Regions from separate parts of the Homo sapiens genome. Here region 1 is linked to region 2. Evidence: chromatin loops called from intact Hi-C (ENCODE). Cell type or tissue: PC-3. All regions are shown on one strand. Links, peaks and the distances in the headings refer to the core of each region. The heading gives the core; the rest is flanking DNA.

Region 1 (14,326 bases), core at 4,855-7,354, 200 kb before region 2:
CTATCACTACCAACCCCATCACCATCACCTCCACCAACATCATTCACTTCCACTAGCACCACCAGCAACATCATTACCTACACCATTACCTTCCATCACATCAGCACCCTTTACTATAATCACCACCACCCGCATCAGCCCCTCCCCTATTGCTAACACCACCACCATCATCACTTCCACTAGCACCACCAGCAACATCATCACCTACACCATCACCTCCATCCACATCAGCACCTTTACTATAATCACCACCACCGTCATCAAGCACCTCCACTATCGCTAACACCACCACCACCATCTCCAGCAGCAGCATCACCTCCACCATCACTACCACCATCACAACCTATGCAATCACCATTAATCCCACCCTCACACCATGAGCATAACCATCGTTCTTGTTTTGCTTTTTTTTCCCCTTGGATTTCTCCCAAGGGTCTGTCTAAGCCATTGTGCCTACACACAAACATAACACTGACTTCACCAGCAATACCATTCCCCAAAACAGATTGTGTTCATTCTGTTTCTCACTATAGCATCGGTAGGCATAGCCTTCCTGGACCCATTAGAGAAGAGTCCCCTCCCCACAGGAACAGCCTCCTTGCTCTGGTCTCCTGCTTTGAATCCTGACCTTGAAACAAAGTGACTGCATGACTTCAGGCAAATTATTTCACTACTTTCTGACCCTCAAGTTTCCCATCTCTAAATTCAGCATTCTGGAGTGGAAGATATCTTAGGTTTCTTTCAGCTAGAAACGTCTATATTTATAATTTTAATAAGGCACTATTTATATATAATCGGAAGAGTATATTTCAGTCTTAACGAGAAGAATTGCATTTCCTTAACTGGAACACTGAGAGATAAATATGTAAAAATCCACACTGTATATGTATACAAACAAATACAAATATTATATGGATATGTCACTAAAATTTTTTTCAAAGTTCTGAGATGTTCTGAGCTATTCATTCATGACTTTATGAATATTTACCAGGAATATCGCTTAGTTTTGCTAACCAACCCAACCCTTAGTTACTTCAAATGACAAAAATCGACTTGATTTCAATACTATAGGTTAGGGTTCTGGGCATAGCTCAGTTGGAACAGTTTGTCTGTGCTTCATGTGGTGTGGGCTGAGGTCACTCAAATATTCATGGTCAGCTGATAACCATGCTCATCTTCATTACTATACAAATAAATGGGAAAATGTAGTTCGTAAGGAGGAAAATATTTTATTTCAATCAATAGAAACAGACACTGGAATGACACAGATAATATAATTAAACCATAATAATAAAATAGCTGTCATACATATATATGTCATATATGTATATATATGATAGAAATAGTTATTATGTATATATGTATAATAATGATTTTATTATTAATATATTATATAAATAATATATTTTATTAGTAGTATATATTACATGTAAATACATAATGCATATTGTTAATATACAATATAGTATATATTAATATACAATGTATTGTTACTAATATATAACATAGTATATATTAATTTATATTTTATTATTAATATATTATATTATTACATTATATGCATATTTTATATGGTCAAAATGATATTGAAAAGTGTGGGTGTAAGTGGAGATGTGGAAACAAAGGCCCGAATTAAACCTCTAGAAATGGAAAATCATATATGTGTGTATACTCTAGGATTAATAGCACTGTCAGAAAAAACAGTGAACTTGAAGATACAGCAACTGAAAATTATCCAAAATGTAACACAACGATAAAAGCCAGGAGGAAATGAGCAAACCATCAGTGAGCTGTGAGACAGTATCAATCAGCCTGATGTATATTTAACTGAAGTCACAGAAAAAATGGAGGGGAGATGTTCGAATAAGATTTTTTTAAAAAATAAAATCTATACATCTGCAGTTCTAAGGAACTCAAGGATCCTCAGTTACAATGAACATGAACAAAACTATGCAAAGTTGTATCATAATTAATTTGTTGAAAATAAAAGTTAAAGAAAACATCTTTTAAAAGGATGCGTGGCCAACATGGCAAAACCCCATCTCAACTAAAAATATAAAAATTAGCCAGGCGTGGTGGCGGGGTCCCATAATCCCAGCTACTCAGGAGGCTGAGGCAGGACAAACTCTTGAACCCGGGAGGTGGAGGTGCAGTGAGAGACAGTTGCACCACTGCACTCCAGCTGGGTGACAGAGCAAGACTGTCTTAAAAAAAAAAAAAGAATCATTATGTACAGAAAGACAAAATTAACAATGACAGCACAATTCTCAGCAGAACCAGTGCCAGTAAGAGGGTGGTGAAGCGACTTTAGATTAATGCACAAAAGTATGTCATCCTAAAATTCTAAATCCCACAGAAATATTTTTCAAAAATGAAGGAGAAATGAAGATGTTTTCAGTTAGGTAAAAGTTGAGAGATTTAAAACCACCATACCACTGAAAGGAATATAAAAAAGTTAATCAGACAGCAGAAAATAAAAGCAACTGGAACTCTAGTCTACAGAAAGGATTAAAGAATATAAGAAATAATAAATGCGTGGGAGAATTATAAAATGATTACTATTTCTTAAATATCTTTAAAAGATAAAAGACCGTTTAAGGAAGAAAAACAATTATTGTGAGATTTAGGCTTAAAACACAGAAATAAAATGTGTGACAGCAAGAGTATAAAAGTTGGGCAGGAAACATTGGAAAACTATTCCTATTAGTTTCCTGTACCATACATGGAGTAGTACATTATGACTTCATAGTAGGCTGCAATGAATTCAAATTATAGACTATAAATCTTAAATCACCCATCTAAAAATCGGGAAGCTAATAGGAGAATATGGAATTTAAAGTGGAAGTAAATAACAGTTAAAGTGTAAATAAAGGCAAAAGATGTTAAAAGGGAATAAAAATAATAGAAGATACATAAAAAAAATTAATAACAAGATGTTTGATTTAAACCTAACCATAGCAGTAACTGATAAAATATAAGTGGTCAAAAGATCACAATAAAAAAGACATAAATTGTGAAATTGGATATAAACAAGCAAACTATATGCTTTCTACAAGAAACTTAAATCAAAAAACAAAAACAAAAAACCCCCAAAAAACACAATGATAAACCCAGTGTAAATATAAAGACACAAGTTAGATTAAAAGAAAAATATAGGAAAATATTCACCCTGGAAATACTAATTTTAAAAAGCTGAAGAGGCTTTATTAATATCAGATAAGTAGGTTTCAGAAAAAGCACTATTGGTGTGAATTAGGGTCATTTCCTTATGAAAAATGAGCCATCGATTGAATGATACAATAATACCAAATGATTATGTACCAATAAAAGAGCTTCTAAATATATGCAGCAAACACTGGTGGTGCATAAAGTAGAAATAGACACACCCACAATTATAGTTAGAGAAAAAAATTACCAATAAACACATACTACAATAACAGTATTAAAATCAATGACCTGACTGTTTACGTTAAAACATCAGAAAAAGAAAAAGAAAGCACATCAAGTCCATCAGAAACAGAAAAAAAAAAAAGTAATAAAAAATAGAAGTCAATAAAGTAGAAAAGAGAAAAAGAAATAGAGAAAAATCACTGAAACCAAAAGAACATTTGTGCCAATACTCAAAGTTGGACTAAGGTTATTTTAGTAGAGAGACGTTTTCCTTCCACTATAATGTGTGGGTTTTACAGCCAATAATTGTTGCTCATGCAATGAAACCTCAGCTGTAACAGTTTCCTCTTGATGCCTGCAGACCTGCATTTCCTTCATTGTCAAGGAAGGAAAAGCATTATGAAGTTGAAACATTTGATCTCTAACTGAACGTTTTTTCTGAGCATTTGTCTTTGGCCCTGATGTTCATGTTTCATCAGATCGTCAACCTTCTATGATGCAACTCCAGCTTGTGTCCCCACCAACAGACTGATGTTATTTGTTTACGGGATGAAAAACAATACCTGAGGTTTTTCCTCTGGAATTAATATGCGGTCCCAGCGGGAGAAGGGACAGTGAGCCTTTTGGGGCATCACCATTGTAGGTGTATAAAAACATTTCTCAGTCATTGAGTGTTTTGCATTTTGCTATAGTCAGAACTAATTTATATTTCATGTTTCTCACCCTCATTTTTGTCCACTCACAGCAGGAGCTAGCACTTTTTAGCTAAAAAATAAATTTTGGAGATGGGAGTCCAGGAAAATTCCCTTCCTGTCATTCTTTCAACTAAACAAGATTACCTATTGGCTGGGTGTTTCTTTCAATCTGTGTGAGATGCTTAAATCAGAGGCTTTTCTCTGACAGCGCCTGTTAATCAATTATCCACAAATAAATTTGTATTTTTGAAGTGCCAGGTAATTATAAATCAGATCCTAGGTTAAAAACAACACTAAAAAATGCTCCCCAGATTCAGATTTGATTGAGAAGTACAGACTCTGATGGCATTAGAAATAAATTTGCTGATCGTCAGGGATGACTTTGGAAAAGTATCCAAAATTTCTCCCTCTGAATAGCAATAATAATACTAGCAGTATACTGCCCTAGTTAGTAATTAGGAGATATTACAACCCACGATTTTTTTTTTTAAACCAGAAAGGTACAGAGATTAATGTGAAATGGAGAAATGTTGTCTACGTTAAGATGGAGAATTTAACGTTTAGTTTCCCCTACTAGAATGTAAGTTACATGAAGGCAGGTGGATGTACTAGTATCTAGCATGATGTTTCACAGAGGATGGTTAATGAATGTATTTGAAATTAAAAGCAAATGAATTGCATAAACTGGTTATGATTTTTTTTTGTTTATTTGCTTATTCAAGGACAATGTTACTTAGTTCTGTGGCAGATATGTTGCCCTGATATACAGGTGTCCACTTCCTCTGAACACACGGGGAGGGGCTGCACTTGCTGGCTTTCTTCAAGTTAGGCAGGGGAATTTTCTCTGAGTAGTTAATAATGTGTGAGCGGAAATTATCCACAGCTGGAATAATTTGATTGCTGGCATTTCACCCTCCACGCTCATTCCTGCAGTGTGATCACGGAAGCGTGTGCCAAGGTTGTCATCCATCAGACTGAGTCCCCGAGTGAATACAATCTGCAGGGCCTCACCTCCAAGACCAACCGACTGTGCATCTTTAGTACGACTGCAAAATAGTTCTTTGTTGCTTTAAGCAAGAGATTGGCAAACTTGTTTTTTTCTACAGACCCAGATAGTAAGAATTTTAGACTCTTCCCGAAGCTACTCACCTCTGCTCTTGGAGAGTGGTATCAGTCATACACAATCTGGAAACAAATGGGAATGGCTGTGTTCCAACAAAACTTTATTTACAATAGCAGTTTGTGGATTTGATTTGGCTCTTGGGCCATAGTTTGCCAAGCCCCACCTTACGGCACTGAGATTCGGGGGTTGTTAACACAGTGTGACCTAGCCCATCTTGACAAACACAACACCACAGTTTTCTAAACATGATGATGAATAAGGTGGTCTCTGACCTCAAGAAATTAGATGTCTAGAAGAATAGCTACTTAGTACTGAAGAGTTGATGCAAGGTGATTGGTGTAATGGATGGAAATCATCATCTACCACCACAGATTACGGAGGGTTTTTTTTTTTTTTTTTTTTTTTTCTGAGATGGAGTTTCATTGTTGTTGCCCGGGCTGGAGTGCAATGACAAGATCTCAGCTCACTGCAACCTCTGCCTCCCGGATTCAAGCAATTCTCCTGCCTCAGACTCCCAAGTAGCTAGGATTACAGGCGTGTGCCACCACACCCAGCTAATTGTTTGTATTTTTAGTAGAGACAGGGTTTCACCATGTTGGCCAGGCTGGTCTTGAACTCCTGACCTCAGGTGATCTGCCTGCCTCAGCATCCCAAAGTGCTGGGATTACAGGCATGAGCCACCGTGCCCAGCCCGGATGTCCTTTTTAAACACTTATTTTTTAATAATTATACTTTTTAATTTTCCATTGCATTGGGTTGTTGTGACAATCCCTCACCCATGGCATAACCAAGCCTTTTCTTCATACCATACTTTTCATGTAACTCTTATCTCGACCACCACTAAAAGTGAATATGAGCCCCGAGGCCCAATCTACCACCAACCAGGCCAGTGTCTCCTGCCTGCGCAGCAGGTGTGTTGTCCTAGTATTTGGTTCCTTCTTTATAGACAGGAACAAAATTACAAGAGACAGGTTTTATCGTTTGAATCATTTGCAAGTAGCATTCTAAGTCACCACTGATTTTGCAAGAATTGGGCACTATTCAGTGTGCACTCACTCATTTGTATATTATTACCATTTACATTAAAGTCTAAAATAGCTAAAAAAAAAATGACCGCAAGATGGCACTAGCGTTTCTATCTTGGCGGTGGGATTAGGTGCAATAATGATATTTCTCTGTGATTTTTGGTGCCTTCCAAATTTCTCTCTAATGAGCATGTATTACATTTGTACTAAAAAAAGCAATTTATATAAAAGGAAAAGCATTACCATTGTTATTCTTAATAAGCCTCTTAATTATTGGGTAGATATTACACATTCCACGCCAAGTTGCACACAACCAGAACAGTCAGTTTGTACAGAATTCTCTAGAGCTAGGATAGCAAATTACGCTTAGCTTCCATGCGCTGTCTCCCTGTACATGGTATTTGTCTTGGGTAATGTGGTGAGAGGAATTCAAAGACCAAAGCCTTGCCTCAAAAAGAGACGGGATTGATTAATCATGTCCGCTGCAGGTTTAGGATAGGTAAGCAAGGATGTACTTACTATGTGTTTGACTAGCCTGAATTTATAACACCATTATAAGGCAATAGTGATTAAACATCTTTACTGGTGCTAACAATAATGGAAGTCATATAAAGCTAATAACGAGTCTTTCCTTCTATCATAAAATTCTCATCACCCCGAATCTAATATGGGATGCTTAATACTACCAATATCACCAGATCCCAGAGATGCGACCACCTGTGGGGTAAAGGGTGAATTTTGAAGAAGTGAATAACATATCTCTTATTATCTCTGTATAAATAACACTGAAGACAATATTAAAAATGCAACTGCACATGTATTCATATATGCAAATCATGTTTCCAGCAAATAAATTGGGAAATTAAACTTGTCAGCTCAACCCTAAGCTAAAACTTACATGATTAATTCTTACTTCGTTTTCTTATAAGTAACATACAGACTATCAAAGATTTGGATCTTATAGGTTACTATGAAAATTGCCTAAGGAAAACAATACTTATAATTTTACATTTTTGAGGTCACTTTTGCATGATAGATAAGCAATTCAGTTACTTAGTTACAGGCGCTTTTACACAGAGTAATTTATTTTCTCTCATCTACATGATGCTTTTTCATCCTTCAAAATTATCTTTTTAATAGAGCATTATTGCCTTATAATTGACATATAATAAATTGCATATATTTAAAGTATGCAATTTGATAAGTTTTGAAATATGTTTATACCGCTGGAATTATTACCACAATCAAGATAATGAACAATAATAGCTTTCCCAAAAGTTTTCTTCATGGCTTTTTGTATTTCGTCACTCCTGCTCTAGGCAACCCTGGATTGACTTTCTGTCACTATAGATTAGTTTAAATTTTCCGTGATTTTGTGCAAATGGAAACACATGGTGTGTAGTCCTTTTGTCTGCCTTTTTTTTTCACTCAGTGTATTTATTTGGATGTTCATCATTTATGCTGTTGGGTGTACCAATAACTCATTCCTTTTCACTGCTGGACAGCGTTGCCTTGTACAGATAAACAGCAAAGTGTTTTTCTGTTCACATATTGATGGACATGTGGGCTGTCTCTACTCTTTTGGCTAATGCAAATAAATCTGTTGTGAACATTCACGTACAACTTGTAAGGAGATACCCTTTCATTTCTTTTGAGTAAACACCTTGAGTGTGACTACTGAGTCATAGGGTAGGTGTATAGTTAAGTTTAAGAAACTGCCAAAATGTATCCAACGTATTCCAAATCACGTACATTTTTACATTCCCACAAGCAATGTGTGAGAGTTCCAGGCCCTCTGCATCCTCACCAATATCTGGCATGATCAATCTTTCTAATTTGGCGTATTTTAATAGGAGGGTAGTGGTGTCCCATCGTGGTTTTGATTTGCATTTCCATGGTGAATAATGATGTTTAGCATCTTTATAAACTTTTTTTTGCTTTTTTTTTTTTTTTTTTTTGAGACAGAGTCTTGCTCTGTCACCCAGGCTGGAGTGCAGTGGTGCGATCTCGGCTCACTGCAAGCTCTGCCTCCCGGGTTCACGCCATTTTCCTGCCTCAGCCTCCCGAGTAGCTGGGACTACAGGCACCCGCCACCACCCCTGGCTAATTTTTTTTGTATTTTTAGTAGAGACGGGGTTTCACCGTGTTAGCCAGGATGGTCTTGATCTCTTGACCTCGTGATCCGCCCACCTCGGCCTCCCAAAGTACTGGCATTACAGGCTTGAGCCACCGCGCCCGGCCTACAAACTCTTATATTTCATCCTTTTCTCTTTTTATTAGATTAATGTTATATTATTTGTGGAAACATTTTACATATTCTGGATCCAAGCCTTTTATCAAAAAAAAAAAATGCATCATTCACAAACATTTCCAACCATCCTTGTCTTTTGATCAGCAGGTCTTCATTTTTATTCAATCAAATGTATTATTTTCAGAATCTGTTATGAATCATGCTTCAGATGTTATAGTAAATAAAACTTTGACTTCACTTCATACAATTTTATCCTAATTTTCTTCTAGAAACCTTATAGGTCTTTGATCCATTTTGAGTTGCCTTTCATGTATGAGGAGGTGTATGGGTAGAGATTGTTTGTTTAGTATATGGTTATTGAACTGCAGCAATTCTCTTTCCAGCTACTCTCACCTAGGAACTTCAGCCACTCTTATCTTCCTGGAATTCCATCTCTGCCTCTGCAACTGGAGATATCTAGGCTCTGCCAGTACCTTCCTCTTTACTTGGCAGCCTGGGAGTTTTCTCTTGGTAGTAAGCTGAAGCAATTGTAGGGCTCACCTCATTTATTTCTCCTCTCTCAGTGACCAGTTGCCCTGCACTGCCTGAGGCCTGAGGTCAGAAACTCTTGTTTCTAATATGTTTTCCTATTTGTTGTGTCAGCCAGGAAGGCAAATTCAGACCCTTTTATGTCATGCTGACCAGCAACAGAAGTTCTTTTTAATCCAAAATCTATTTTAAAATACATTCTCTATTAGGTACAAAAAAATCAAAGCAAATTCTAGAAATCACCAAGTCACATGCTGTCAAATGACTGGCAGTACAGCAAGTTCATCACCAAAGTATGTACATGGTGTGAGAAACTACTATCACATTTGGTCATGGTTAACAATGTGGCAATCAATCCAATTTCTAATATCAGTACGGGGAAGTAAATGCATTGATACTAGAGAAGGCATACGGAGTTCAGGTTGAGATTTAAGTTTTCCAAATTAGTTTCACATCAATTGCATTCATTCTTTGGGTAGGGTGATCTTCTCCCACAGTATTATAAACATGCATATTCTCATTTACATATTCACATGTTATAAGCAGCTAAAGTTATCCAAATGTATGCATAAATGTAAGACATTTGCATAGCAACTTTAAAATATTTATTTTCCAAGCATTCTCCATTCTATCTTCCTGTTTTATGTTTTGGTATATACAGAAATATTGGCAAGGTTTTTATGACATGCAACACTATATAACCAATTTGTAGATCTTTTTTATTTTTCTTATAAAATAAGCCAAACATATTGTTCCAATCAATCCATCTTTCTTCTTAATTAACGCTTTCTTCTTATGCAATGCTTGCAGGGATTTTTGAAGCTATAAAATGAAGTATAAATTACATAGAGGAATGAGAAAAAAATTACATATGTTCCTATCTGTGGCATTTTAATTTTTTCAACTGTTTAGTAATGTTGATTTGAACTAGCCGTCATATTTACTAGCAAATGCTAAATCAAGAAAATATTCTAAAAGTTTACTAGAAAGAAAAATCTGAAAAGATTAGTGCAGAGAAGGCACAGCCTTCATTTTTGTTTTTCCTGAAGAGTAATTCTCTTTTTATTTGTGTTTTCCTTCTCTACCAGAATAATGGAACACATTAAATTGTTCTAAACTCCCATGGAAAACATTCTGCTCACTCCCAATACTTTTCATAATATTAGTCCCAAGAGTTTGACTAAGTAACATTTTGGGAAGATCATTGCTATCCAAAAATACATTTACCTTTTTTACTCCAAGAGAAGTATAAATTCATCTTTAATACTTTTTCTTTCCACATTCCCTCTCGCTTATATGATATGGGTATGCAATGTAAGAGAAGCAGAAGAAAAAAAAGGAGAGAAAGCAAGGGAGTTAGTGAAGGAATTTAGCTTGCATTAGCCATCTAACTTAATCCTAATTAACATTCCTATGGGGTGCTACTAAGGTTACCAGAATTTTATACATAACAACAAAACCAGCTATCACTTATGACACATCTACTGTGAGCGATGGGCTGTGCACTTTTACATGCATTATCTTATTCTTGGAAGCAACAGATGTGATCGATCCTATTATTACACTCGTTTTTATAGATTTGGCATTTCCCCACTGGCGAGGTGCAGGGTTGGGACGTACTCCCAATCACGTGATATGATCTCTGGTGAGGAGACCATCATGTGCTTGGCAGGGATCCTAACACTCAATAAAAATTAGCTTAAAATAGCGTGATCCTGGAACCAAGTCTAAGCCCCGGGGTTTACCTCGCCAAGCGCAGAACAACTGAGACAATTATTTTAATGAAAACAAAAAAATGGTGACTTTCTACCAATTATGAAGATGTATGATTTCTCTGTAGTAATTAGGATTGTGGTATGGGAACAAGGGTAGCCCCATAGAATTCAGGCCTGTCCATGTATCCTGTTTTGGCTGGTACATCCTTAGCAGATGTGATGGGAGCAGAGGCTTTCCATGGGCTTTCTGGGCTTCGCTTGAGCACTTGTGCTCCAGTCCCAGATGGATGCTTCCTCTTTGGATTTCACTGACATTTAAAACGGGGCCAATGCAATGATGCAATATCTTCCCCAGCCTCCTGTCTGAAATGTCATCTAGCCATTTTCTCAAGCACTCTACCTTAGAGCTACCTCTGTTCCCTTTTATCTGAGACTCTCTCCCATCCTCAAGTTCTACCTTTTAACATCCACTTTTGTGTCAATTCCATCAGTGACCTACATTTTCCAGTCCATTAGATTGAGATCATATTAAGAAATCATCAAATTAGGCATTGCTGGATGCCAACCTTTAATGGGCATTGGAAATGTCAACGGGTAGAGAGCGGGATCTTTACTGAATCCCTCTCAGTGAGAGAGCTGTATAGAGTAAGAAAAAATATCCCCAGCATGGGCAACGTGGCGAAATCCTGTCTGTACAAAAAACACAAAAATTAGCCGGTTGTGGTGGCATGTGCCTGTAAACCCATCTGCCCAGGAGGCTGAGGTGGGAGAATTGCTTGAACTGGGGATACTGAGGCTGCAGTGAGCCAAGACTGCACCACTGCACTCCAGCCTGGGTGGCAGAGTGAGACCCTATTCCAAAAAAAAATAAAAATAAAAATAAAATAAAGAAAAAATATCCAATCATATTTTCTAAGAGAATATTTCTGATTAACCACATGGTCTGTTGTTGTTATTGTTACTGTTGTTGTAGTCCTTCTTTTCGCTTTTTTTACAGTTGATGTGCAAATTAGGGGCTAGAGCTGAATTGCTCAGAACAATAAAAGTGAAAGAGAACAATGATTACCTCTGACCACTCTTCCCCCGTAGATTACTTTCTCTTTCTCCTAAATAATTGTTGTTATAGTTTTAAAATACTGACTTTAAGAACTGCAGGCTTGTTAGCCAGTCCAGAACACACCCATTTAACTCAATACAGCCCTATTGTGCGTTACAGAAAATGTTTCCTTTCCACAGAAAATTCCAAACTAGGATCATGTCACTCTCTAAAGAGTTGGTCCAAAGATGGGGAAATGGCCTGGAAAAATTTAGAGCCTTTGCTGGAGTTCATTTTTGGCCTGAGCCAGTTTTCCTGTAGTGAATGCAATAATAAGATTCCCCCCTCTAGTTCTGTGTGGGGAACACTGTGAAAGCAATGTTCTATTTACTTTTTAAATTTTCCTAATTCTCAGACAGCAGTGCCTCAAACCATTTCTGATAGTAAATAGATTAAAGACACAATGTCAAATTTGAACACCGTCACTAACGTGAGAGTTTTGATTATCTGCTTGGCAGAGATCCTAACACTAAAACAAGCACACCTAAACTAAAACAAAAAGGGAACCTGCTCCATGGCAAAAATTCTTGACATTATGTAAAATTTCTCAAGTGCAGAAATATTGCAAAAATTCCAAATCAGTGGGTCTAACTTTTCTAGGATCCTGCTCTAGATGAGGCCGGAGAACTCATGTTTCTGGGAGACGGGTCCCCCGACAGCTGAGGGTTGTAGTCTGTGATGCCCAGTGGCAGACAGTGACGGGAAGGGGAAGCCAGGGTTTTACTCTCGTTTACTTGCTGCCTGGTGGCAGCTGAGTCTCCCGTGTGGATCCATCTCCCTCTGCATGGGTTTGCTATGGTTCAAGATTTAAATCTAAGACCCAGGCTCCCGCCTTTAATAACATCACCATGTCCCTTTGTCTCTCTAGCTGAGGGTGAAAGCCACTCGTGTCAGTTGTTACTATCTGAGTGGCTTTTCAATCACCTCTGTGGAAATTTCCCTGAATTAAATTCCTTCTGTTTGAAATGCCTGTGCTGTCTGCTTTCCTGAATGAAACAACATGAGAAGATAAATTTACCACTGCAAACATTTATTGAACATCTACTTTTTGCCAACATTGAGAAAATTCCCTGCTGTCCTAAGACAAGACATTTCTCAGTGAAGGCAGTGTTCTCCAGACCACTCCTCCCAGCCCCAGGGTACTTGGTTCTGCTTCTGCTTGTTGGGGTCTCATCACCTGCAGGCTGACATCCTGATGCCTGCCAGCACCTTTGTGAGGATGCAGCGACTTCTCCACAGGGACCCTATCATTGCTCCAATGCCAAGCAGGAGACTCCAGACGCAGCATCTCTCCTGTAGGCATTTTGAGGAGTGTTTTTGGTCCTAAGTTTGGTGCTCCCACAACTTCCAGGGCAAAGTTCTAGAATTTTATCTCCCACTTGGCTTAAGGTGAGAGACAAATACTCTTCTTTCTAGGTCAAAAGAAAGAGGGACTCTCTTTGATGTTAACTCTCTCAAATGGGCTTCTCTCTTTCACATCCACTTCCTGAACTCTTCAACTTCCAAACTTTTGTATACTCTTGTTTTCTAGTGTGCAGATGGATAATCTAGCAATTTGCTTTGGAATATGAGAATATTTGCCAATACCACTGGTTAGTAGAGCACTTTTGACCTTAAAACACGCAGTAACAAATGTAAACGATCATACAGCCACACCCAGGGACCTAATTCTGATAGCCATAGAAACATACTTCAGACTGTGCAGGGAGTGTCACCAACAGGCTTCAGCTGCTCTGCCCTGAAATTCATCACCACATTTGCCCGGTTTTAAAAATAGCCTTGTTGAGATACATAATTCAATGCCATAGAACGCTCCCACTTAAGGTGTATAGGGCCAGACTCAGTGGCTCATGTCTGTAATCACAGCACTTTGGGAGGATCACCAGAGGTCAGGAGTTCGAGACCAGCCTGGCCAACATGGTGAAACTCCATCTCTACTAAAAATACAAAAAATAGCCAGGCGTGGTGGCACGTGCCTGTAATCCCAGCTACTCAGGGAGGCTGAGGTACGAGAATCACTTGAACCCAGGAGGCACAGGTTGCAGTGAGCCAAGACTGCCCCACTGCATTCCAGCCTGGACAACAGAGTGAGACTCTGTCTCAGAAAAAAAAAAAGTGTGCCGGTCAAATTATTTTACTGTATTAAGGGAGCTGTGCAACTGTCATCTCAGTCAATTTTAGAACATTTTTGTTATCCTCCCCCAAAATGTTTGTACCCAGTAGCAGTTGCTTTTCATTTTTTCCCCAATCTCACCAGTCCTGGGGAATTACTAATCTACTTTATTTATCTATAGATTTGCCTATCCTGGTCATTTTCTATAAATGGAAACACGGTGTGTGACCGGCTCATTTCAGTCCACATAATGTCTTCTAGGTTTGTCGATGTTGTTGCATACTGAAGGAGTTTCTTCTTTTGTAAGGCTAAATAATATTCCCTTGTATGTGAATATCATGTTGTTTTATCCATTCATTTTAGGATGAACATTTATATTGTGTCCATAGC
Region 2 (17,305 bases), core at 5,989-8,488:
AATGACGTGTTTGCTTCCCCTTCCACTATGATTATAAGTTTCCTGAGGCCTCCCAGCCATGCTGAACTGAGTCAATTAAACCTCTTCCCTTCCTACATTTTTCAGTCTTGGTTATGTCTTTATTAGCAGCGTGAGAACAGACTAATACAGGAAGTCAGACACAGACGAGAACAAAGTAACCTCTAAAGCCAGCAGAGCTATGCCATGGTGTTGGAGTCGGTACCATGTTACCCTAAGAGGGAGGGTCATAAATAGACATAGTCATGAGGAATGAGTCTGGTGTTCTAGTAATATTCAATTTCTTGCTCTGAGTGTATCAGTTTGTGAAAATTCATCACACTGTACACATATGTGCACTTTTCTCTATGTTATAATATAAATTCACTTTTTGCATATATTTCAGGATTCGGTAAAAAGTTTACAAAAACAGACACCATATTTTAATACAGATTCAAGTCAAAGACGCAGGTCACTGTGGCTGCATCTCTATGCAGGCTCAGTGGGAAGCCTGGTGGTCAGGTGCAATGACACTATTTGAATCCCTGAAGGGTCTCTTCCCTTCACATCCCATTATCCCTTATGTCTAAAGCTACACTGTTGAATTTTGGGTTTCAGGGTATCCTGGAAACATTGAACTTGTCTATGATGGAGGAGGGGGCTGCTTAGCAGAGCCTCAGAACCCAGGTGGGCATCCCTGTTTTGGAACCAAATATGGGCATCCTGTTGGCTGTCAATGAGAGGTGGGTCTCCCCAGAGAATAAGGAGAAGGACATCAGCCAAACCACAGTCTTCCCAGCTCCCTGACAATGGTGATAAGAGAGTGAGGGGCTCAGAGACTCAGAGAGTCTGCACTGCATAATCCCCTCCTCTTATTCCAAGACAACAACACTTTTATTTAGCTTGGTGGCAAGCAAAGAAACAAAACCAACAACTCACTTTGTGAGGATGCATCTGAATTTTTCTGCCCGATCTTTGGACCACGAGTGCTTGAAGTGCCTTCAGCCTTTGTTGTGTGTTTTGCACTCAATGAGTAAGTCCAGTCTTTGTTTGCCTTGGGAAGAGAAGGGAGGAAGAAGACCACCAGTTAGAACCTTGAAAGAAGCAATGTGAAAGGGCTTTCCACTCATTCCCAACATTTAAAGAGTTCCCTGAGTGTCCAGTGTTGTACATGTGGCACTTGGGAATATGCAGAGGAACAGGCTCTCTCTAGACCAGTGGGTCTCAGATTGATCTTGCCACAGGCCATGAGCATGGATCACCTTCCCTAAGTTCCTGCTTTGCAGGAGAAAAAGAGCTTCCTAACAAAAGTCCACTGAGCAACTCCTACATGGTAAGTACCAGTCTAAGCACCACACATTTATTGGTTGATTTAATCTTTACAACACACCTTAACTTCTCTGAATCTCAATTTCCTTGCATTTAAATGGGAATGATGACAATGTCAACTCCAAAAAGTTTTTGTAATGAGACAAAAATAAAGTACAGAAAGTGCCTAGAAGAGGGATTGGTACATTTTAGGTTCTCAGGAAATTATAGCTAATATTTTTATTGCTCTAAAAACTAAATGCTGTATATAATCCAGAGACGATACACGCAGTCTCAGCCTTCTTCTCTCTGTGAGTGTCCTTTGGAGCTGCTCCGACTCCAGCAGGATCACAGCCACCTCTTCCCTCTGGAGCTGATGAATCCGATGCGACTCTTCAGTTCTGGAAGAAAAGTCCTTTAACTTCAGGAAGAGCACATTCTCTATTGGCTGAAGTAAATTATTTTAAATCCTTTTTCCCCCCATAAAGACTTCTGTAGAATGGCTTCCGTAGAATTGCCTTAGATGTTTTGTTTGTTTATTTGTTTTTGAGTCATTCTTGTAGCATTTATGTTTCTTGGTGTGACTGGACTTTTCTTGCCAGACATCTCTCTACAATCACTTCTGTATGGGTTGAAAAGAATACTTGATTTCCCTCTTAAGCATGCATTTGATTGGTTTAAGTCACTGGTTCTCAACTGGAGGCAACTTGGCATGCCCCAGGCATTTAGCAATGTCTGGAGACAATTTTGATTGTTACAACTGGGGGGCTGCAACAGGCATCGAGTGAGTAGAGGCCGGGAGTGCTGATAAACAAACTACAATACACAGGTCAGCCCCTGCGCAAAGATCTATTTGTCCTCAAGTATCAATGTCATGAGGTGGAGAACTGCTCGAGTGAACAACCTACTCTTAACCCTTTAAGTGAACAGTACATTACCATCTACTAGACACATTTTCTCAGAACCTATTTGGAATATTTTCTGTACAGCCTCTTGCCAACTGCATTGTGTTTTCATCTACCTGGAACCCCCACCCACCCTGTCTATACTGGCATGATTCATTCACTCGTCTCCTCCAGATCGTTGGGCAAGTGGTGCTTTCTCCATGAGGCCGCTCCTCCCCACTCTCCATCATTTCTGTCCTCCGTTCATGGTCTAGTTCTCTCTTCAGTGCTCTGCAATAACATTCAGCACAATTTTACTCTCCTTTTTTCTTATCTCTGGTGCGTAGGTCCCCCCCGGTGCTGAGAAATGTGCCTGGCTCAAGAAGAACTTAATACATATTGTTTTAATGATGATCTAGGAGATGGCAGTGCTCTCTGGACACCTTGCGAGTCTGCAGCTAGAGTGACAAACTGTACCGGGTTTCAGAGGACTAAGGAGTTTCTTCATATGCAGGATTTTCAAGTCTAAAATACGACAGTACCAGGCAAACCACATGAGTAAGTCACTCTAAGGACTCTAAGTGTTAAGGCTCAGCAAGAGACTACTAACAACCACCAAGACTGGGGCAGGGAAGGCACGAAAATGCTGCCTACCAGAGGCCATCACACCTTCAAGCATAGCAGAATAATTTGGCAAGCTGGTTGTATTAGTCAGGTTCTCTAGAGGGACAGAATTTATATATATATAATATTATATTATAATATTATACATATAATATATATTATATGTATATTATAATATTATATATATAATATATATGTATAATGTGTATACATATATATACACATATATATGTATCTCCTAGCCTCCCAGCCTACATCTTTCTCCTGTGCTGGATGCTTTCTGCCCTCAAACATTGGACTCCAAGTTCTTCAGTTTTGGGACTCAGACTGGCTCTCCTTGCTCCTCAACTTGCAGACAGCCTATTGTGGGACCCTGTGACTGTACAAGTTAATACTTAACAAAAGTGCCTATATATATTGCTTGCATTATATATATTATATATATATATATACACAATAATATATATGTTATATCCTATGTTATATATAATTATATATTATATATAACATATAAGGAGAGTAAAATTGTGCTGAATGTTATTGCTGAGCACTAAAGAAATAGACCATGAATTACATATTATATATTTACAATATATAATTATATATTATAATATATATTCATATATAATAGATTATATATGAATATATATTATAATATATAATTATATATTATAATATATAAATATATAAATATATATAAATATAATATATAAATATAAAATATATAAATATATATATAAATATAATATATAAATATAAAATATATAAATATATTATATAATATAAAATATATATAATATAATATATAATATATAAATATATTATATAATAGGATATAACATATATATATTATTGTAGCAGGACGAGCCACAGACAAAACCCCTCAGACACTGGGTTAAAGAAGGAAGAGGCTTTATTCAGCCAGGAGTATCAGCGACTTGTTTCTCAAGAATGGAGCTCCCTGAAGGAAGAGTTCCTGACCCTTTTAAAGGCTCACAACCCTAAGGGGTCCAGGTGACAGGGTCGTAATAGATTGAGCAAGCATGGGGTACGAGACTACGTCCACATATGTTAGTATTAGCGGTGGGGATAAGCAATGCAAGTATGTCTCCATACCATTGTCTGTGATCTATAGATAGCACAAGCGATTAGGGTGGGGGTTAATCTTTAACCTACAGGCCTGGCCAGTGGCACCGATCAGTCTGTTGTTTTTCAGCTTTTACTTCCTCCTTCTCTTTGGAGACAGGGGACAGTAGGAGAAATAGCCTCTCTCCTCATTCTCCCCTTTGAGACCCTCACTCAGTAGTGGGAGTTCTCACTCTCATCCTCACTATCTAGATCTTCCTGTGAGACAGATCGATAGTGATTCATGTAATACACTTGTGCTGAGGTCTTTTGATGAACTAAGGTAGTAACAAAACCTTTTAGTAACTGGACAAATATGGGTTACATACAGAGGAGTAACATGCAGGTTCCTAACACTATTATTATTACCATTATAAGAGTTTTAAATCCTCCTAGAGCTGGAAATCATTTTCCAATCAGGGATCCAGGATCAAACCCATGTGAAACCTGCATGGGCACATGTGACAGCTTTGTCATGTCTCTAACTATATTTTTGACTACTTGTCTTTGATCATCTATTTGCTGACAGCAATTGGTCAAATTGAATTTTTCATACTCCTCCTTCAGCTGCCAGCAAACAGTCTAAGGCCAATCTATTCTGATAGATGGCATTTCTCATTTGGGTTTCCTGCCAGGCTAAAAAAGAGTCAAAGCTCTGCCAGTTTCACTAGTGATTATTTTTAAGATGGCCTGTAACCGTATGATCCAGTTGAGCATGTAGAAGGGGGTTTGGCATCCCCACAAGCTGTCTTGTGCCCATGTGACAGTCCTGTAGTACTGTATGATTCTTTTGGGGGGCCACTCATCATCTTTCCAATTTCCTATAGCTATGCTCCTCTTTTCTCAGGAGGCATGCACAGGGAAACCTAGGAGCTCACCTTTTTTTACAGGCAGTAGGAAAAAGATGGCTTAATGGTGCCAATGACACAAATACCTGCCCATTGGTCAGGTAACTTGGTGTAGACTCTATGTCCACATATCCAGTATAGTCCAGCGGGAGCCGTCCAGTCTCAATGAGATTCTGGATGGGCCCGAACAGTCTGTAACTTGAGAAATTTACTGAATGGACTCTTTTCAGTGCAATTGAGACCCCACCAGGTGACTGTCCCTGCCGTGCTGTTATATAGCTTTTGTCCTAGGCAATTGAGCCTTCCCACAGGGATGGTGAAGTCCTTCCCCTCTCTACCTATGCAGTATTCTCCAATAATCGAGGTTTTCAAGACCCAGAAGTTGCTAGTTTGGGCCTTTGGGACTGGAATTGTGTCAGGAACTGGATCAGTAAGTGCCAATTCTCAGGCTTCCCAAGGCCATTGGTCTCCGGTAGTGGTTCCCTGACATACATAACAGGAAGTAACATTGAGGGAATGAACTACATTTTCTGCTAGCTGGAGAAACAAGTTCTTTGTCTCTTTTTTCCTTTTTTGGAAGCTCTGGTGCTGGCAGATTCAGCTCCTCATAAAAGGTCTGAAACACTGGTTTGGGAGACCGCCTGTGGACCTCCCCTTGGACTAAAATATTTACTCAGGGATCCTGTCCAGTTCCATCTATTCCTAGAGTTACATACTCTCCTGTTTTCTAACGGGGATCAAGGAGATTGGTAATTACTAGTTCTAATGGATTACAGTGACCACTAGTGCAGGAAGAGTTACTCTTTCCTTTTTGAAGGCAGACAGGGTCCTTCTCATCCTTTTTTCAGGTGGCCTAAATGACACAGGACCAGTAACTACATTCATCATTACACAGTCCTAATTCATGACAAACATACTTATTTTCTACTGTATGGCTCCTTTCCCAATCTAGAGAGCCGCATCTTATTCTATTTCTATACAGGTTACTGTTGATTGCTGCACAGGTGTCAACTTTTAAGATAATTTGTTTGGGGACTCCCTTTTCTTCTGTTCTAGTTATTATTTTACTCTTATTGGCTTTTCTCCAGTTGCCAGTCCTCAACCTTATTTCAAACACTGTGGTCATGGGGTGTTCAGATGGATCATAACGAATACTAGGTTGTCCATCTTCTGGACTGCATACCTTATACTGGGTGTCATTATATAAACAAGTTCCTTTTAGAGTTCCTGTGTATTCATAATAACTATAAAACAGAAAGACTGTTTTAACCTTTTGCCCTACCTCAGTAACTTGATGCATACACTGGGAACAGTCCTCAGTCTGAAGAAGGTCAGTTGAAGTCCTTACTGTACAAATCCAGAATTTAAGGAAAATGAGTTCCAGGATGAGTTTCCTCATGCTTTGGCCATGCGTGGACCAGTTAGCTTCTGGGTGTGACTGGAACAGGGCTTGTCGTCTTCTTCAAAGTTACTTTTTTGCAGGCGTTGTACGGGCTTGGTCTCGCCTCCCAGGTCTCAGGTGCTGCAGGTTTTACGTGGCTGTGGTGGATCCAGGCTGGGATTCCCTCTACCTTTATGGCTGTGGGAGTGGTCAAGACGACGGTCTGGGGTCCTTTCCACCGTGGCTGCAAGGGGGCTACGTTCGAATCCTTGATCCACACCCGATCACCTGGGGAGAAAGGGTGAACTGGGGAGAGTAAGCTGATGGGGCACCTCTCACTTACCCAGGCTGAAATTTTTTGTTGTTATCTTCCCTAAAGCCTGTAGCTATCACTGTAACTCAATTTCACCTAGCTCTTGCGGAGTGCCTGGGAGTCCCTGTAGTGTGGGAGGGGGCTATGATATAATATTTCATAAGGGGAATATCCTGTTCTTTTAGAAAGGGTACATCTAATCTTAAACAATACCACAGGGAGAGCTTGTACCCACTTTAATCCTGTTTCTTGACACACTTTCCCTAAACTATTTTTGATAGTCCGATTCATCCGGTCCACCTTTCCAGAACTTTGTGGTCGATAGGTGGTATGTAGTTTCCATGTGATCCCCTATACCATTGCTGTCTTCTGTACCAAGTCAGCCACAAATGCCGGCCCGTTGTCTGAGCCAATTGGTAAGGGCAGTCCAAACCTAGGAATGAGATCACAGAGAAGCACATGGGTTACTTCATGAGCTTTCTCAGTTCGTGTTGGATAGGCCTCCACCCACCCAGAGTATGTACACGCTAGAACTAGCAAATACTTGTTACCTCCACATTTGGGCGTCTTGGTGAAGTCTACTTGGAGATCTTCAAAGGGGGCTGCTCCACAAGCCTGTATGCTGGGCAGGACTTTTGGACCTTGCCTAGCATTGTGCTGCCAGCAGGTGACACACTGCTGCGCCACTGTTTTGGCAAGGGCTGACAGATGTGAGATGTAGAAGTACCAGCCTAACAACTTTTCAAATGACTCTTCGCCTAGGTGGGTGGTCTTATGCAAGCCAGTACAATTGCAGCCCCTAGCAGCTGTGACACAGCTATTCTTCCATCCAATAACTGGATCCATCCCTCTTTTATAACCTGTCCTCCCTCTGCCTGGAGAAAGTCCTTCTCTTCTTTAGAATAAGTAGGCACAAGGTCAGGTGACTGAAGGAGCAGGGGGGCTGTGACTAACACCCAGTACGGGGTGGATGCTGCCTTTCGAGCCTCTGAGTCAGCTTGGGAGTTCCCCAAGGCAATCGAGGTGGAAGCTCACTGGTGTCCTCTGCAGTGCATGACTGCCACCCTTTGGGGCTCCCATACTGCCTCTAATAATTGCAAGATCTCTTGCTGATACTTTATGTCTTTTCCCCCAGAGTTCAACAGGCCTTTTTCCTTGTATAATGCCCCATGCATTTGGAGGGTTAAAAAGGCATACCGAGAGTTAGTGTAAATGTTTACAGTCTTACCTTCACTTAGCTCTAAGGCCTGAATTAAAGCAATGAGTTCGGCCTTCTGGGCTGAAGTGCCCTGGGGTAACGATTTGGCTTCAGTGACAGTGTCTAGGGTTACCGCTGCATATGCCACACACCTCTCTCCTTATGGGTTGACGAAGCTGCTCCTGTCCATGTACAGCTCCCAGTCTACTTATGTCCAAGGATGGTCTCGGATGTCAGGCCTGCTAGAATAAACTAAGTCCATCACCTCTACACAGTTATGTTCAACTGGGCTCTCTGATACCGGGAGCAAGGTGGCAGGGTTCAGGGTGTTGCAAACTTCAATGGTTATGTGGGGATTCTCACAGAGCAAGCTTTGGTATCTAGTTGGTCTAGCATTCGTTAGCCATTGATGTCCTTTGGTATTCATTAAAGTCACCACAGCATGGGGGGCCTTTATAGTTAGGTTTTGCCCAAGAGTTAGCTTATCCGCTTCTTGTGCTAGCTGGGTTGTTGCTGCCAAGGTCCTTAAAGATGCAGGCCAATGCTTAGAAACCCCGTCTAGTTGTTTGGAGTGGTAGGCCACTGGCCTCGACCAGGGCCCCACAGTCTGGGTCAAAACTCCAAACACCATTTTTTCTCTCTTTGACACATACAGTGTAAAAGGTTTCGTCAGGTCAGGTAGCCGCAGGGCTGGGACCAACATGAGATTTTCTTTTAACTCATGAAAAGCTCACTGCTGTCAGGACCCCCATTTGAAAGGTTCCTTGTCTCCCCGCTTTGTGACTCCGTATAGGCCCTTAGCCAATACTGCAAAGTTTGGGATCCACAACCTGCAGAACCCTACAGCTCCTAAGAATTCTTTCACCTGCCTTCTGGTCTTAGGCTCCAGCAGGTTGCAAATGACTTGCTTTCTTTCTGATCCCAGGCTGCACTCTCCCTGTCAGATAGTAAATCCCAGGTAACATACTTGCTGTTTGCAGATCTGAGCTTTCTTCTTGGACACCTTATACCCACAGTCCTCCAGGTGCCAGAGCAGGGTATCTGTTCCCTTGGCACACCCGAATGCCGTGGGGTGTCCCAGCAGGGGGTCATCGATGTACTGGAGCAGCACGCAGCCTAGGTCTCTGCTGGGAAACTTCTGGAGGTCTTGAGCCAGTGCCTCCCCAAAGATGGTGAGGGAGTTCTTGAACCCTTGGCGGAGTCAGGTCCAAGTGTACTGAGTGGTGACACCTGACCCCGGATCCTCCCACTGAAAGGCAAACAGTTTTTGGCTCTCAGGGGCTAGTCTGATGCTAAAGAAAGCATCTTTCAAGTCCAAGCAGGTGGACCGGCTGTCTTCGGCTGGCAGCAAACCCAACAACATGTACGGGTTAGGTACTGTTGGGTGCAAAGTCACTGTAGCTTGGTTGACCATGCAGAAACCCTGTACCAGCCTGTAGTCCTTGGTCCCTGGCTTGGGAACAGGTAGGAGGGGAGCGTTCCATGGAGACTGACAAGGGACTATAATTCCAAAGGCCCTCAGGCCCTTGAGATGGACCTGGACGCCTTCAAGGGCTTCTCTGGGAACTGGGTACTGCTTTTGCCTGACTGGCTGGGACCCAGGCTTAACTTCTATGAGTACTGGGGCCTGGTTGACAGCCAGCCCTAGAGGGTTGTCTTCCGCCCACACCTTTGGCCACTACTTAGCCAGGGCTGGTCCTATCTATTGGCCTGGCTCAGTTAAGAAGAGTCTCCATTCCTCTTCCAGAGGAACCATAAGGGCCATGATGACTCCCGTTCCAGGTAAATTTAGCTGTAAAGAGCCATGCTTTGTAAAATAGATAGTGGCTCTCAGCTTGCTAAGTAGGTCCCTTCCAGTAAAGACAAGGGGCACTCAGGCATGTACAGGAACTCGTAAATTACCTCATGCCCCGCTACAGTGCAGGTCCAGGGCAAACAGAAAGCTTGCTTTGCCAAAACCCCTGTGGCTCCGATTATATCAATAGTCTTTTTGGATAAGGGTGTGAGTGGGGTGGTTACTACTGAATGTTCAGCACCAGTATCAACAAGAAACTCAATGTCCTTGCCCCCCGACTGTCATCCTGACCATGGGCTCTTTGGGGCACATGAGTCTGATCCCCCTCAGTCCAGTAACCCTTCTGCCAGATTGAACAAGGCCCCTTCATCCTTGTCTGAGGCCTCCTGCTCAGAGTCACCCTGTTTCCCTTTCAGCTGGGGGCACTTGCCTTCCAATGTCCTATTTCCTTACAGTAAGCACACTGGTTACTCTGCAAGCATGGACGGCCAGACTGGTATTTTTCCCGGGCCCCCCCTTCTCTCGCCCTTCGGGGGCACCCCTTTAATAGCTGCGGCTAGCAGTTCGGCGTTTCACCGGACTTAGCGTTCACTCTCGCTGCGGTTCTGTGGCTTACTGCATCTCTTTTCACAAACACCTGGTTGGCTATCTCCAATAACTATGAAGTATTCATGCCTGCAAACTCAGCCTGTTTCTGTAGTTTTCTTCTAAGGTCTTCTGCACTTTGACTAACTAAAGCCATGTTAATCATGTGCTGATTTTCAGGGCTTTCAGGGTCAAAGCAGGTATACATAAGATAGGCCTCACATAGTCTCTAATAGAATTGTGCCGGGCTCTCACCTTTCCCTTGAATGACCTCAGAGACCTTGTTAATGTTTGTGGCCTTCTGAGATCCCCTCTTTAACCCTTCCAGGAGGGATTCCCTGTACCGGTTTAGCCTTTGCATAACCTGTCTTTCATTTGGGTCCCACTGGAGGTCTGTTCCTCGTAATTGGATCCTCACATACTCTTGGGGGTTTTGGTAATCAGCTGGAACATGTTCCTCTAGCCACTGAGTTGCTGCTTGGAGAACCCTTCACCTTTCATCCATGTTAAAGAGAGGTACGTGAGCAACTGGTGGCAATAGCCCAAGTAGGGTTGTGGGTCTGGATAATAGTTGGGAGCAAATCAATCATAGCTTGAGGCTTTTTGGTATAGGATGGGGTATTGTTTTTCCAATTGAGGAGATCGGCAGAGGTGAAGGGTTGATGGGATGGGGTATTGTTTTTCCAGTTGAAGAGATCGGCAGAGGTGAAGGGTTGATACACGAAGGCACCACCATATGCCCGTCCTCGTCTACCCCAGTATACCATTGCTCTCTCAGGGGCATTTGTATGCCAGTTCTAGGCCTCAAACAGGCTGCCAAGGGAAGGGTTTCTCCCAAGGTCTCACATCCTTTCTTTTCTACTCTGGGTGGCCTAGGGGTATGTAGGCCTTGTGGAAGCTTGGGCGCAGTGGGCTCAGGAGTGGGAGGCCTTCCTTCTTGGTAACAGTGCGGGCCACTGGTGCTGTTTCTTGCCATTAATCCTCTGATGTTGGGTCGGACAGGACTTTAAGAGCCAACTCCTCTCGGTGGGTGGAGCGGGAGTCTTCCTTGACTGTCTGTCCCTTTGCCGCTAGTACTACTGCCTGTCCTCTTAACCACTGTCAGGGGTCTAAAACCAGCTGTAACCAAGTGTCTATGTATGGAAACTTGGTCTGGGTGTCCTTTACCAGTTACCTTATGCCATACCTTTGAAACAAGGGACCTGACTAAGCTTCCTTCTGACGGCCAACCCACTTCTAATGCTGGCCAATCTATCTCACACAAGGTCCTAAGTTTTCCTGGAGTCATAGTAACCCCATAATCTCCATTAAAACCTTTTTTGAAATTCTTTAACATAGTTCCTAATGGAGTGGGCTTACTCTGTGTTTTACCCATCTCCTTCCCAAGACAAGAAAAGAAAGAAAAGAACACTCACGCCACAAGAGGAGATTTGTGTCAATCACAAGTATTCACTCACTTTCACTCTCCTTTCTTCAAACAAGCCAAGCCAAATCAAAATCAAAACTGAGACCAAAGTGTCAATAAGGGCACACCGTGGGTGATCAGGCCATGCTTCCACTCAAATGGAGGGGGCAAGTTCCCAGGACCGGTCCTACCATATTCCAGATGTCCAGACTCCAAACACTGGTTCCTTCCTGGTGTTCAGCCACTGTGTTGATCCTCGCAGGGTCTGCCATGCACCGCTCTGACGAGGCATTCCACCAGGGCAGATGGCTACCCGGGAGCACTCTTAGGATCTGCGTCACTCAAGCTAGCCAGAGTCCTCCGCAGGGATGCTCTGCAGGGCAGGCTTAAGCCACCTAAGGGGCTACCTCGACCGTCCATCAACCACCTCACTTCTCAGTCAGGAAACCAAGAAATGTAACAGGATGAGCTGCAGACAAAACCCCTCAGACACCAGGTTAAAGAAGGAAGAGGCTTTATTCAGCCGGGAGGTTGGCAGACTTGCATCTCAAGAACTGAGCTCCCTGAAGAAAGAATTCCTGGCCCTTTTAAAAGCTTACAACCCTGAGGGGTCCACGTGAAAGGGTTGTGATAGAGTGAGCATGCATGGGGTACATGACTATGTCCACATACATTAGCGGTGGGGATAAGCAATGCAAGTACTTCTCCATACCATAGTCTGTGATCTATAGGTAGCACAAGCTATTAGGGTGGGGGTTAATCTTTAACCTACAGGCCTGACCAGCGGTGTCGATCAGTCTGTTGTTTTTCAGCTTTTACTTCCTCCTTCTCTTTGGAGACAGGGGATAGTAAGAGAAATGGCCTCTGTCCTCATTATCATTATCATATATAATATATATGATATATTATCATATATAATATATATGATATATTATCATATATAATATATATGATATATTATCATATATAATATATCTTATATATTATCATATATAATATATCTTATATATTATCATATATAATATATCTTATATATTATCATATATAATATATCTTATATATTATCATATATAAGATATATTATCATATATAATATATAATTATGCTCATTATCATATATAATATATAATTATATCCTATTATATATCCTATTATATATTATATAATATATATTTTATATATATTATTTTATAAAAATATATATAATATATATATTTATTATATATATAAAATATATATAAAAACATAAATTTATATATATTATATAAATTTATATATATTTTATATATTATGTATATATAAAATATATATAAATATATATTATATAATATATATAAATATATATATTATATATAAAAATATATAAATTTATATATTATATATAAAATATATAAATTTATATATATATATAATATATATTATATATAATTTATATATATATTTATTATATATATATAAATTTATATATATTATATATAAATATATATAAATTGATATATATCACATATATAAATATACATAAATTTATATATATTATGTATTATTATATATATTTATAAAATATATATAACATATATTTTTATATATATATATAATGCAAGTGATATATATACGCACATTTATTAAGTATTAACTTGTACAGTCCCAGGGTCCCACAATAGGCTGTTTGCAAGCCGAGGAGCAAGGAGAGCCAGTCTGGGTGCCAAAACTGAAGAACTTGGAGTCCGATGTTTGAGGGTGGGAGGCATACAGCACAGGCTGGGAGGCCAGGCCAGTCTAGCCTTTTCACATTTTTCTGGCTGTTTTATATTCTAGCCATGCTGGCAGCTGATTGAATGGTGGCCACCCAGATTGAGGGTGTGTTTTCCTTTCCCAGGCGACTGACTCTAATGTTAACCCTGTTTGGCAATACCCTCACAGACACATCCAGGATCAATACTTTGCATCCTTCAATCCAATCAAGTTGACACTCAGTATTAACCATCACACTGGTCAATCGTACAGATTTCTGGACTCAATTTCCCCAAGATTCTGATTCAGATTTTCTGGAACAGGGCCCCAGAATTGGTATTAATATATAAATCAACAGCTCCTCAGTGGGTAGTCTGAACAGGCCTTCAGACTACTCCTAAAGAAATTCTACTTGGGACCAAACCCTTCACCAGACACAGTCCATAAAATCGCATTTTGCCAAGGAGACTAAGACAAAGTAGCATCTGAAATTCAGCAGGCATTATGAGACAGCCCCAGCCCCGGGAACTGACGCACTTTCAGGATGTGATTAATGACACCAGGAGAGACACTTTTAATTTGGATTCTTCAGCAAACCACATTCTCTGTGATAAATTAATCACAAGGAGAAAGAGAGAGGCATGCAACTCCCCCCAGGGAGCCAAGAGGCTGGCAAGGCATTCTTCACAGAAAGCTTATTCCAGAACAAGACGCACAGCGTGGGGGGAAGTTTCCAGAGAGCCACCCAGAGGACAGGAGGCCCACGGTGCTGGACTCACCTGCACGCCTGCAGAGCAAAGGGGATGTCTCCACATCCCACACTGTCAAGGTAGCTCTCTTTTCTAATTACACAAGCATCTGGCTCTTGGAGATGCCTAATTTTGGTTTCTGAAGGATGACATGAACTAGAATCATCTTAAAAAAAGTTAATGCTAGAAAAGCATATCCACTAGGAAGACGTGTGATAAAGTACTCATTTTAATTTTGAATATTCAACCTGTGAAAGAGAAACTCTGTGTACCTGTGAACTTTTCCAAATGAACGCACGGTGACATCTCTGAGATTTCTTGCCCTTTCCTTGTTCATTCACTTGCCTTTTTTTTCTTCTAAGAAAGTTGAACTCTAAGCAAATTTGTACCTTGAGATATATATATATATGTATATATATGTATATATATAAATTTTTAGATGTAATATAAAATATAATAAATACATAATGTTAATTTATATGGTTTTTCCATCAAAGGTATATATATGTGTGAGTGTGTATGTATATATATGTGTGTATATATACATACATACATATCAATTTAATATTATTGATGTCTGTATGTATATATGTCTATATATACATACATACATATCAATTTAATATTACTGTATGAAATAATTATTTCAGTTTTTCTACTAGTAGAGCTGCCACGGAGTTTCTATTGCTGTTGTCGTTTAATATATATCCTTTTTTTAGAGGCAGGGTCTTGCTGTGTCACCCAGGTTGAAGTGTAGTGGAATGACCTTGACTCACTGCAACCTCTGCCTCCCAGGTTCAAGTGATCCTCCCACCTCAGCCTCCTGAGTAACTGGGACTACAAGTGTTAACCACCGTGCCCGGCTAATTTTTGTATTTTTGTAGAGACAGGGTTTCCCCATGTTGCCCAGGCTGGTCTCAAACTTGTGAGCTCAAGCGATCATCCCACATCGGCCTCCCAATGTGCTGGGATTACAGAAGTGAGTCACCACGCCCGGCCAGATCTCTGCCATTTTTTCATTTGGTTGTTTCTTGTTGAGTTGTAAGAGTTTCTTTCTGTATGTTTGCATACAAATCCTTTACCAGATGTGTTTTGCAAATATTTTCTCCCAGTATTTGACTTTTAAAAAATTCTATTAACTTTCTGAAAGCAGAAGTTTTGATTTTAATAAAGTCAAACTTATCTTTTTTTATGAATCATGCTTTTGAAATGTTATCTAAAAACTCATCATCACAGGCAAGTTTGTTTAGACTTTTTCCCATGTTATCTTTTAGAAGTTTTATGGTACTCTATTTTGTATTAGATCTAAGATCCACTGTACATTATTTTTTGTGACAGTGGTAAGTACTGTGTGTGTCTGAATTCTTTTCTCTGGCCCCCACACCACTTTCTTTTGTGCATAGAATTGTTCCAGTACCAGTTGTTGAAATGACTCTTCTCCTGCATTTGTTCCTCTATCAAAAGTCAGTTGATTCTATTTGTGAGAGTCTATTGCTGAGGCCCTCTTCTGTTCCATCCACCCATTTGTCTTTTCTTTCTCCAATAGCACACAGTCTAGATGACTGGGCCTTCACAACGCCAGCAGCATCGGTCACCTCACTTTGTTCTTCCTGGGCATTGTGTGGCTACTCTTGCTTCCTGGCTTCATGGCTCTAGATGCTTCTGCCCCATGTAGTCACATTGGACATTAATTGTGATTATCTATATTTCCCTGTCTCTCCAGGTTTGGGGGTAACTGTGCTGTGACCTACAGTTTCTGATGTGCATAATAAAAGTCGTGGGTTTTCAGTTTGTTGAGCTCCTTTCTTGTTTTATGAATGGGAGTGGTGACTTTAAAATGATTCACATGTTGGAGGTGAAACCAGCAGTCTTGGATGTTGCATTCATAACTGAGCAAGCTCACTGGGATTGGAAAGCAGATTCTGAAGATGAAACCTAGTTGTTGGCCTTTTTAAAAAGCAATGTTAGGCTAGATTAATCATTTGCAAATGGTATTCTGCCATTTTATCTTAGTTCATACTATATTTTATGTTTTTTGTTGGCAATAACATTTCTGAAATAATTTTTATAATATGTAAAATTTATATACAGAAGAGAAATAAATGAAATCTTCTCTTGGTGGTTTTTAGGGTCAGAAAATTCTATTAGGTCTTGTATTAATCTGTTCCATGAGAGAAATGTCTCTTCTGCTACCCTGAATTTTAAACCATGCTACATAATGTAATTTAACCCCTGGTTTTTTTCTGAAACATGAAGCCATCGTAAAATAAGATTCTTCCATTGGAAAACATTAAACATAACAACTCATTTTCATTCATAATTTCAGATACATTTCTTTCTTCTTTTATTGCTATCTTTAGCAGCCCATAATTAAAATAAATTATTGAGCACCAAAAAATTACAGATTGATTAGCACAATTTCACGTACTTGGCAAGCAGGGAAAAATCCGGGCTGAAATGAAAGGGCAGGGGGCACAAGACTGCTGAGAACTGGAACCATCAATTGAACCTGTTTTAGTAAATTATTCTGACCTTTTGAAATCTTCCAATTGGTGATCAAATATCTCTATATCTATCTATCTATTTATCTATCTATCTATCTATCTATCTATCTATCTATGTATCCACACACATAAATGTCATAAAAAGAAGGATGGGGATGAGGGATTCTGACCTTAGAATTAACAAGAAACTTCTAAACGAAGAGATACAAGTTGTAATGGTCATCTGTTGCTTCACAAAAAGTTACCAAACAATGAATGCCTCAAAGCAACACACACTTTAACATCTCAGCGTTTCTGTTGGTCAGGAGTCTGGGTCTGGATTAACTGGATCCTCAGCTCAGGATCTTGCTGGATTGCAGTCAAAGTTGCAGGACTGCATTTTCATTTGAGGCTCAAGGTGACCCTCCATGCTCATATGGCTGTAGGCAGAACTTTGTTCCCGTGATCGCAGGACTGAGGCTCTCAGCTCCTAGAGGATGCCGACAGTTCCCCATCACGTGGCTTCCTCTATAGGCAGTTCACAATACAGCAAACATAGCAGCATGCTTCCTCAAGACCAGCAGGGAGTGGATCTGCTTATGTATATACGTGTGTGTGTGTATGATCATATAAATTTACATATGTAATATATAATGACATGCTCATATGCATTATAGAGATGGATAGATATAAATATAGATTTCTCTGTACATAAGTGACATATGTGTGTGTGTGATATCATAAAAGTAGTAACCCATCATCTTTGCCATATTATATTAGTTAGAGCAATTAATAACTCCCAAGCCCCACACCCACTCAGGGATAATATTATGTATAGGCATGAAAAGGAGGCAGGAGTCACTGGTGGTCACCCCCCTA

The links. Peaks named below come from ENCODE experiments on the same cell type or tissue, not always from the same donor. Only the 100,000 strongest peaks of a DNase experiment are listed, where the experiment ranks them.
Region 1: a loop joins it to region 2, with 5 times the contacts of the local background. A loop is called at or near these places in 2 of 110 quality-filtered maps.

The regions. Positions count from the first base shown.
Region 1 is chr12:127,682,367-127,696,692 of GRCh38, reverse strand. No RefSeq gene overlaps it. Among named protein-coding and RNA genes, the nearest start is that of LINC02411, 53 kb to the right of the region's middle. In PC-3, for the core only: a CTCF peak has its summit at 6,326 (motif pointing right); no DNase peak of the experiment used is centred there; H3K27me3 peaks cover 597 bases.
Region 2 is chr12:127,475,910-127,493,214 of GRCh38, reverse strand. LOC105370067 (a long non-coding RNA gene) reads right to left here and starts at 8,687. Exons shown (of 4, transcript XR_945528.4): 1 at 6,069-8,687; 2 at 937-1,051. In PC-3, for the core only: CTCF peaks have their summits at 7,348 and 7,547; DNase peaks (open chromatin) are centred at 5,994 and 7,424; H3K27ac peaks cover 2,106 bases.